Regions from separate parts of the Homo sapiens genome. Here region 1 is linked to region 2. Evidence: read pairs that join two places in POLR2A ChIA-PET (ENCODE). Cell type or tissue: PC-3. All regions are shown on one strand. Links, peaks and the distances in the headings refer to the core of each region. The heading gives the core; the rest is flanking DNA.

Region 1 (4,398 bases), core at 83-4,082, 190 kb before region 2:
TCAGCTGCTGTTCCTTATATAACCAGTTTGGGGTTCCCCTCCCCTTCCTTGGGTTTTGTTTTCAAAAACCCAAGTCCAGAAATTAATACTCATGGAATGCTGGCATCAGTCCGGAGTAGAGAAAGGTGTGATTTCTACCTGAGATGACAGGCAGCACAACAGATGGGGCAGAGGGGCCTCAGCCGACAACACTGCTGGACTTCTCTTCACTTTGCCAGAGATTGGTCTTCCTTTTACTCTCACTCAAGCACCACCCCTTCCAAAAAGCCTTTCCTGACTGTGGCCCTAACCAAGCTGGCAGGGCCCCACCTCTCCTTCTCCATTTGCCCCTCTGTTGCAGCACTTCCCATACCAGACTGAAATGATTGGACTCTCTCAGTGAATTGTGGGCCCCCTGAGAGCTGGAATCAGCTGAGTCAGTGCAGTACCCCCAGCACCAAGCACCTAGCACCAAGCCAAGCAATATCATGAGTCTTCGGCAAAATAAAAAAGGGGAAAAAAAAGTGGAATTTGAACTGGGTTTTTAAAGGCAAGTAGGCTGTGATAAGCAAAGGCGTGGGGAGGGGCACATGGCATATATGTAAATTCAACTCCAGACAGAGGGGCTATCTGAGTGAAGCCTGGGAAGCCTGGGAAGGCTGCTTGTGACTTGCTGAATGGCTTCCATCCAGGCTTCGGCTAATCTGAGCTAAATAAGGAAAGCCAGAGTGGGCAGATGGCCCACTCACATGGCTGTTGGCAAGAGGCCTCAGTTCCTTACCACATGGGCCTCTCTGTAGGGTTGCTTGAGTGTCTCCGTGACAAGGCAGCTGGCGTCCTCCAGAGTGAGTGATCCAAAGAAAGAGTAAGGCACAGGCCACAGTGTGTTTTATGACCTAGCCTTGGAAGTCACACACTGTCATTTCTGTACAAGTCTATGGTAACATATAGCAATCCTGCAATCCTCCTACAGTGTGAAAGGGACATAGTGTGTGAGTACCCGGAGGCAGGGATCACTGGGGGCTATCTTGGGGACTGGCCACAACAGAGGGAAAGATTAAGTGATCAATTTTAAACAAGTCATGGTTGAGACACCTGAGAGACATCCAAATGTAAATATCAAGTAGGCAACTGGAAATATGAGTCTGGAGCTCAGAAGAAAGGTCTGAGCTAGAGATATAAATTTGGAAGTTATCAACATACCAAAGTCTTTAAAGCTGTGGAAATGGCTGGACACGGTGACTCACACCTGTAATCCCACCATTTTGGGAGGCCGAGGCGGGCGGATCACGAGATCAGGAGATCGAGACCATCCTGGCTAACACGGTGAAACCCCGTCTCTACTAAAAAATACAAAAAATTAGCCGGGCATGGTGGCAGGCACCTGTAGTCCCAGCTACTCGGGAGGCTGAGGCAGGAGAATGACGTGAACCTGGGAGGTGGAGCTTGCAGTGAGCCGAGATCACGCCACTGCACTCCAGCCTGGGTGACAGAGCAAGACTCCGTCTCAAAAAAAACAAAAAAAAGCTGTGGAAATGAGTATGATCACCTAATTAGGGTGCAGACAGGAGATGGAATCTTAGCCTTTTGGAACTCCAACTTGTATTCTTTTTACTTTAAAGTTATAATTTAATCTAGTTTTATTAATGGTAAAAACTTTAAATAAAGAAAATTAGAGGGAAGGATACAACAAACACCCAGGTACCCACCACCTAGAACAACAAAGATCAGCACTCTTTCTCATTTATCTCACATATTTCCCTTTCCTTTTAAGTACTTCTCTATCCAATTTTGTGCTTTGACTCTTATATTGGTTCAATTTATTTTAATTGGTTAGCTTTTGCCAAATAACAAACTATCCCCAAAGACTTAGTGGTTTAAAATAGCAAGTATTTATATAGCTCATAATTCTGCAAGTCAACATTTGTGCTAAGCCCAGGTGAGTTGTTCACCTGGTCTTGGCTGAGTTTATTCATGGGTCTGAGGCCAGCTGCTAAATTGGCTGGTTCCTGGATAATGTAGAATAACTTCCGCTGGGATGGCTCATCTCTATTCCATGTGATCTCTTGTCCTCCAGCAGGCTAGCTCAGGTCATTTCATATGAGTAGTGGGACAGGACTTCAAAAAAAAGAGCTGAGATGTGCGATGCATGTTGAGGCTTAGACAGAGAATTTGTACCATCTCTCTGCTGCATTCCATTGGCCAAAAATGTCATGATGTCAGTTCAGGTTTAAGGGGAGGAGAAATAGTCTCCCTCCACCTCTTGATGGGGGATGCTGCAAAGTCACAATTCAAAGAGTATGAATTCAGGGAGGATGGAAAGAGTGTGGCAAATTTTGTAATCTACCACAGTTTACTCTTTGACCATAATTATTCACATTGCTCCCACAGGAAAAATATGCTTACCACCATTCCAAGACCCCCAAACACCTCTTGCAATTATGTCATCAGGCTTGAAGACCAGGATCTTGTGGTTCACATCAGGTTTGTATGTGACATTATGGATGTTGTTCTTCTTAATCCTGACACCGATGAATTAAAGACAAGTTATTTGCCTCCCGCATACCTACTGTACATTGAGACGGAGGCAGGATATCCTCAATAGACACTTACATTTAAAAAAGGGAAGAACGCCGGTCACGGTGGCTCACGCCTACAATCCCAGCACTTTAGGAGGCTGAAGCAGGCAGATCACTTGAGGACAGGAGTTCAAGACCAACCTACTAAAATTACAAAAATTAGCCAGGCATTGGGCAGCACACCTGTAGTCCCAGCTACTTGGGCAGCTGAGGCAGGAGAATCACTTGAGCCCGGGAGGGGGAGGTTGCAGTGAGCCGAGATCACACCACTGCACTCCAGCCTGGGCAACAGAGCAAGACTCTGTCTCAAAAAACAAAAACAAAACAAAACAAAATTAAAAAGGGAAGAATGAGAGACACATAGCAATTCTGAACTCCAGCTGGGCAAAGGTTTACAAGTCTCACTATCCCAGGAGAGGGTGTATTTCTTGCTCAGGTCTAGAGTTTACTCCCTGGGAGGGGGTTCCTGCTCCACTGATCTCTGCGGCTCTTGACTATACCCTTTGGAACATATTCCTTGTCTGTCACCTTCCTTGGCTACTTCTGAAGATGTGGCCCATGTTGGTAGCTGAATAATTGGTAGTTTGAATAATTTCAGTCTATTCCATACTCCAAATGACACAACTGTTTTGTGACATCTCTCTAGATTTTATTACTGGTATTTTTGAATTGGGCTTCTGTGGGATCTCACTCTTAAGTTTCCAAGAAGGTTTTTTTTTGTCTAGAGGTCGACTAGACATCACTTTAATTCTTGCAGAGGTCTTTACAAAGTGCCACTATGAAACACAGATTACTGTTTTTCCAGCCTCTAGTAATAATTTCCCATCATTTCCCCAGACTTCAATATGTTTGCTCTTGCCATTTTCCCAGTTTCCAACCACTCCCAATCTCAAAGCTAATGTCACAAATTTTAGGGTATTGTTAATGGCCTAACATCTCACTTTCGGACACCAATTTCTGTATCAGTCTACTTTTGCTGCAAAACAAATTACCCCAACACTTAGTGGCTTAAAACGGCAGCTATTTATATATCTCACTATTGTGTGGGTTAGCAGTTTTGACTGAGGTCAGCTGGATATTTCTTCTGGTCTTGAGTGAGTCCACTTCTCTGTTGGTGGTCAGCTGCCAAGTTGACTGGGTGCTGGCTAATTTCTGATGGCCTCGGCTGGGTTGGCTGAGCACTGCTGCACATGATCTCTCACACTCCAGCAGGCTAGCCCAGGGTGTTCCCTGGGTGCCTGGGCAGAGCCCCAAAAGAGAGAGCCAAAGCATGCAAGGCCTCTGGACACCTAGGCTCAGAACTGATGCACTGTTCCTTCTGTTGCAATTTACTGGTGAAAGAAAATAATAAGGACTTCCCAGATTCAAGCAGGAGATACAAAGTCATATAGCAAAGGGTGTGGATATGGAGAGGAATAAGGATCATGGCTGTTTTTACAATTTGCCATACCTCCTCAGAGGCCACCCTCATCACAAAGTGGGAGGCCATCCTTCCCTTCCAAATTTTATCTTTATGTGACATATGTACATATCAAAAATATATAGTTTTTTCCCCTGTGAGTTCTATATGTTTTTAAATGAACTATTTCATACATACTACATAATTTGTGCAGTATAAATGTAAGGTATAAAGAATAGGATGCTTTTGTACTTACCACGCAGGGAAAGAAATGCAATTTTATCAATATATTTTAAACTCCCTGTATGCCCCTCCCAACCTAATATTCACTTCTTACCTGGACTATGCAGTTCCTTCCTGTCTTACCTCCTCCCATCAGCTCTACCTGCTGAAGCCAGCATGATACTAAAAAACAAACATCGAATAATTCCTGTACTTAAA
Region 2 (4,398 bases), core at 152-4,151:
AACTAGGACCTTATTTTTCCCAAGCAACTAATAATAAGAATGCAGAAAATGTTATGTCCTTCTTTTATTCATCAGACCATTAGCATTATTAGGCATATTAGACTTGCATACTATTTATACACACACTATGCTAAGTAGTCGATAGAAAAATGAAGAAGATAGCCCGTGCTTCAAGGAATGCATAATCTAATCAGGATGATGAATGAAAGGTCGCAAGTACCTTCTCCAAGTCTTTGCTTTAAAAAAAAAGAATCTTCGAATTAGGGTAATATACTTTCCTGATGGCCTTGTATAATCACATTATCTTCTCTATATGAGGAACTTAGCACAGTTACTGGCCTGTAGTAAAAGGTTCAGTAAATGGTGATTATGCTAATGGATAGATACAGATTAAGTAGAAACATGAAGAAGGCAGTGGACATGGCATCTCTACTTAGACGTAAAGAAGGAATACTGGGGGAAATTGTATATACAAAGGCATAAAGCAATGAAATATAAGGTACATTTAGAGAACCATAAGTAATTGGTCTATTGGAACAGAGGGATGAAGGAAGGAAGCTTAGTAAGAGATGAGGCTTCCAAGGTAGGCAGGAATTTAGACAATTAATGGGGGACATTAATCTTGTAAGGAATGGGGGACATTCCTTACAATCCTGTAGGGAATGGGGGACATTCCTTACAATCCTGTAGGGAATGGGGGACATTCCTTACAATCCTGTAGGGAATGGGGGACATTCCTTACAATCCTCTAGGGAATGGGGGACATTCCTTACAATCCTGTAGGGAATGGGGGACATTCCTTACAATCCTCTAGGGAATGGGGGACATTCCTTACAATCCTCTAGGGAATGGGGGACATTCCTTACAATCCTGTAGGGAATGGGGGACATTAATTAATATTAAGCAGGGGAGTCTTAAAATTAGTTAATCAATGCTAAAGAAAATTTCTCATATACTACCTGTCTCTCTTAGGTCTCACTTGCCCTGGAACCTCTGTCAGAAACTTACGACAGCTACCATCCACTTCCTACCACTGACATGACAGAAAATGTGCTTTTATCTAAGCAGGGATTCAGAGAGAATACTGAACCCAGCAGTACCCAGTTTCAGGTTCCATCAAGGCCTCGCGACATACATACCATCAAAATTGATGGAAAAGAGTTAGCAGCCAACAGCAGTAGATCAACCACTCCGAGGTAATTACCATACCTAATACCAGTCAATCTGTCAGTTAACTGCACTGTAGTTGTGATTTCTGTCTTTCATTTATGGTTGAGTAAAAGATTAACAGCAGAGAGAGGCACAGTCCTCATTTAGCAGATAACTGTGAAGCACCCACTCTGGTCCTGGTTTGATACTAGGTGCTGGGCCTAGAAATAAGTAAGACATGATTTCTGTTTTCCAGGACTACTCACAATCTAGCGGAGAAGCCAACATACAGATAAATGACTAAATGATATCCAGATGCAGGACAGATGTTCATGAGGGAAAAGAGGGACAGGGAGCTATTCTGTGAAACAGAATGGAATAAGAATCAGGTTTTTGTTTTAAGTAATTATTTATGAAGCATTTGCTTTGTGTCAGGCTCTGCTGAGCTCTTCGTTTTATTGTCTCATTTAAGCTATGACTCCCTCACTGTAGGTAAAGCATCTATTATTTCTATAATTTGGGAGATGAAAAAGAGATTTACAAAGTTGTATTGCAAATAAGTCACGCTTTTTGAGGTCCAAACTACCTTGCCAAAACCACTGGTCTACTTTCTGTCTCTGACAAAATAGAATGTTACCATAATAGATTATATATTGCTGATGTTCTCCCTTTTTAAAAAAACAGGGGAAAAGACCATGTATGCTTTGCAGAGAACCCTGATACAATAAAGGATTCTTCCTTTGGACTACAGCACAGTCTTAATTCAGGACAGAGTTTAGAGTCTGTAACTCTGAAAGGCAGAGCTCCACGGAAGCAGATGTCCCTTCTGAACAGTTCTGAATTCCAGCCTCAAATTAGAACAGTTGCCAAGAGTCACAGTGACTCATGCATTCTTTCTTCAAACAACCTCCCTACCAAGGATCTTCTTTCAGGTATGTATGTATTTGTGAACTGAGTCAGACTAAACTACGTTTATGGGATTGCTCTGCTTGTTAGCCAGCCTACAAAGAGAACCAAGACTCTTGTTTGAACTAAGTCAAATAAAAACAGGCAGTCTTGCTAGAGTCCAGCATCTCACACCATTTAAAGACAGCCGTATTAAACCACCAAGGTATTTCTGAATAATTACTCAGTGCTTATAATTGTAAGTTTGGGGAAGGAATCGTTTAAAAGGAATTGGATATGAGGGGAAAACCTTTATCATAGAAAAGGATTAGTCCTTACTTTGTCCCAAATAATTCAAGGCAGGTAAGGTTTTTGTCTCGTGATCAGCATTTATTTATCCCACTGTATGGAGACTAGTACAAAATCCATTTCACATTCTGAAAACTCTTAGTCTTAGTGAGAACGTTCAGTACACAGCTGCTGATCTTAATCCTGGGAATTAAATAATGACTGTGGCCAAATAGAAGAAGAAAGGAGACAGTTTACCCTTATAAGGGCTTAGACAGAAATAAAAAAGCAAACAGGAACAGAATTAGATTACCTCATGTTAAGGAGTGGTATAATAAAAGCAGTTGACTTACATTACACTGTAATGGTCAACCATGTATCTCTTTGACCTCAAGATCATAACAGGAATTTGTCTACATCCCTACAAGTAAAATTTCCAAAATTAAAATATCTGTAGCATCAGAAAAGTCTTTTAAATAACTATTTGGGTACATAATTTACATTCTTAAGGACATTTTGTAAAAGAACAAAAACATTTTGTTTATAGTTTTTCAACTGAATTGTCTTAGATTCCCTACTTTAAAAAATACACGGGCCGGGCACGGTGGCTCACGCCTGTAATCCCAACACTTTGGGAGGCTGAGGCGGGCAGATCACTTGAGGTCAGGAGTTCGAAACTAGCCTGGCCAACATGGTGAAACCCTGTCTCTACTAAAAATACAAAAAATTAGCTGGGTGTTGTGGTAGGTGCCTGTAGTCCCAACTACTCAGGAGGCTGAGGCAGGAGAATCGCTTGAACTCAGGAGGCAGAGGTTGCAGTGATCCAAGATGGTACCACTGCACTCCAGCCTGGGCAACGGAGCAAGACTCTGTCTCAAAAAGAAAAAAAAGAAAAAATATATATATATATAAAATTCCAAAAAAAAGTATATATATATATATACACTCCAAGATTATAAACTATTAATTTCAGTCTTTAATGCAAAGACTACATTAACAAGAAGGAAAATTGACCCAATGTACTCAGCACTTGTCAGCTCACTTGTGTAGACTTGAGCACCAGACTTTAGGAAAGATATTTGTTGACTCAATAAGCAGTTATCTATTCAGCACTACCAAATGTCTGGCGCTCTTCTAGGTATCAGGGCTACAGTAGTTAAATATATATATATAAACTCCTGCTGTATGGATTTTATATTGATTGGAAGACAAATGATAGACTAAATAAATAACTGTGTGTTACTTGGTGATCATGGCAATGGTGATATATGAAGCCAGGAAGGTGAGAGAAGGGGATGTTAGTTTTACATAGGTTGGCAAAGGAAGACCTCATTAAGAAGATAACATTAAGCTACTCAGGAGGCTGAGGTAAGAGGATCACTTGAGCCTAGGAGTTCGAGTCCAGCCTGGACAACATAGCAAGATCTCATCTCTAAAAAAAAAAAAAAGCAAAGAGAAAGAAGGTAACATTAAAGATCTAAGGGAAAGGAGATGTGTTCCTTCTTTTTTTTTTTAACTTTTATTTTTTTTTATTTACTTTTAAGTTCTGGGGCACATGTGCAGAATGTGCAGTTTTGTTACATAGGTATACACGTGCCATGATGTTTGCTGCACCCATCAACCTGTAACCTACATTAGGTATTTCTCCTAATGCTATCTCTCCCCTAGCCCCCTACCCCCGACAGGTCCCGGTCTGTGATGTTCCCCTCCCTGTGTCCATGTGTTCTGGAGAGGAGATGTGTTCCTTCTAAGGAAAGTAACCAGACTGGTAAAAGGAGCAGCAAGAGATAGCCTGGAGAAAACAGCTGCCACTTATTGAGCACTGATTATGTGCTAGCTACTATGCCAAGTGCTTTATATACATAATCTTACAAAAGTCACGTGAGGTAGGCATTATCCCCATTTTAAAATGAAAACACAAGCTCAGACTTAGGCAGCTCCTGTGCTATCAAAGGGGGCAGCTCTCATTTATTACTGTCTCAGACTTTAAGGTAAAGTCCTATGCTTCATCTTACTCTAGGTTCATTGTTTACCTAGGCCTGTTTTGTTTTGCTTTTGCTTTTTAAATCAAGACCT

Evidence for each region. ChIA-PET counts read pairs that join two places held together with the same protein. Peaks named below come from ENCODE experiments on the same cell type or tissue, not always from the same donor. Only the 100,000 strongest peaks of a DNase experiment are listed, where the experiment ranks them.
Region 1: POLR2A ChIA-PET joins it to region 2 with 6 read pairs; 2 of 35 experiments call an interaction of 5 or more read pairs at or near these places.

Annotation. Positions count from the first base shown.
Region 1 is chr11:74,322,198-74,326,595 of GRCh38, reverse strand. P4HA3-AS1 (P4HA3 antisense RNA 1) reads right to left here. Exons shown (of 7, transcript NR_120556.1): 4 at 4,295-4,362; 5 at 2,593-3,889; 6 at 2,386-2,501; 7 at 1,891-2,255. Among named protein-coding and RNA genes, the nearest start is that of P4HA3, 13 kb to the right of the region's middle. In PC-3, for the core only: no CTCF peak of the experiment used is centred there; no DNase peak of the experiment used is centred there; H3K27ac peaks cover 380 bases.
Region 2 is chr11:74,136,403-74,140,800 of GRCh38, reverse strand. C2CD3 (C2 domain containing 3 centriole elongation regulator) reads left to right here. Exons shown (of 33, transcript NM_001286577.2): 4 at 973-1,196; 5 at 1,834-2,081. Among named protein-coding and RNA genes, the nearest start is that of C2CD3, 32 kb to the left of the region's middle. RefSeq lists a silencer at 1,883-2,177 and an enhancer at 1,883-2,177. In PC-3, for the core only: no CTCF peak of the experiment used is centred there; a DNase peak (open chromatin) is centred at 2,040; H3K4me3 peaks cover 1,600 bases; H3K27ac peaks cover 2,298 bases.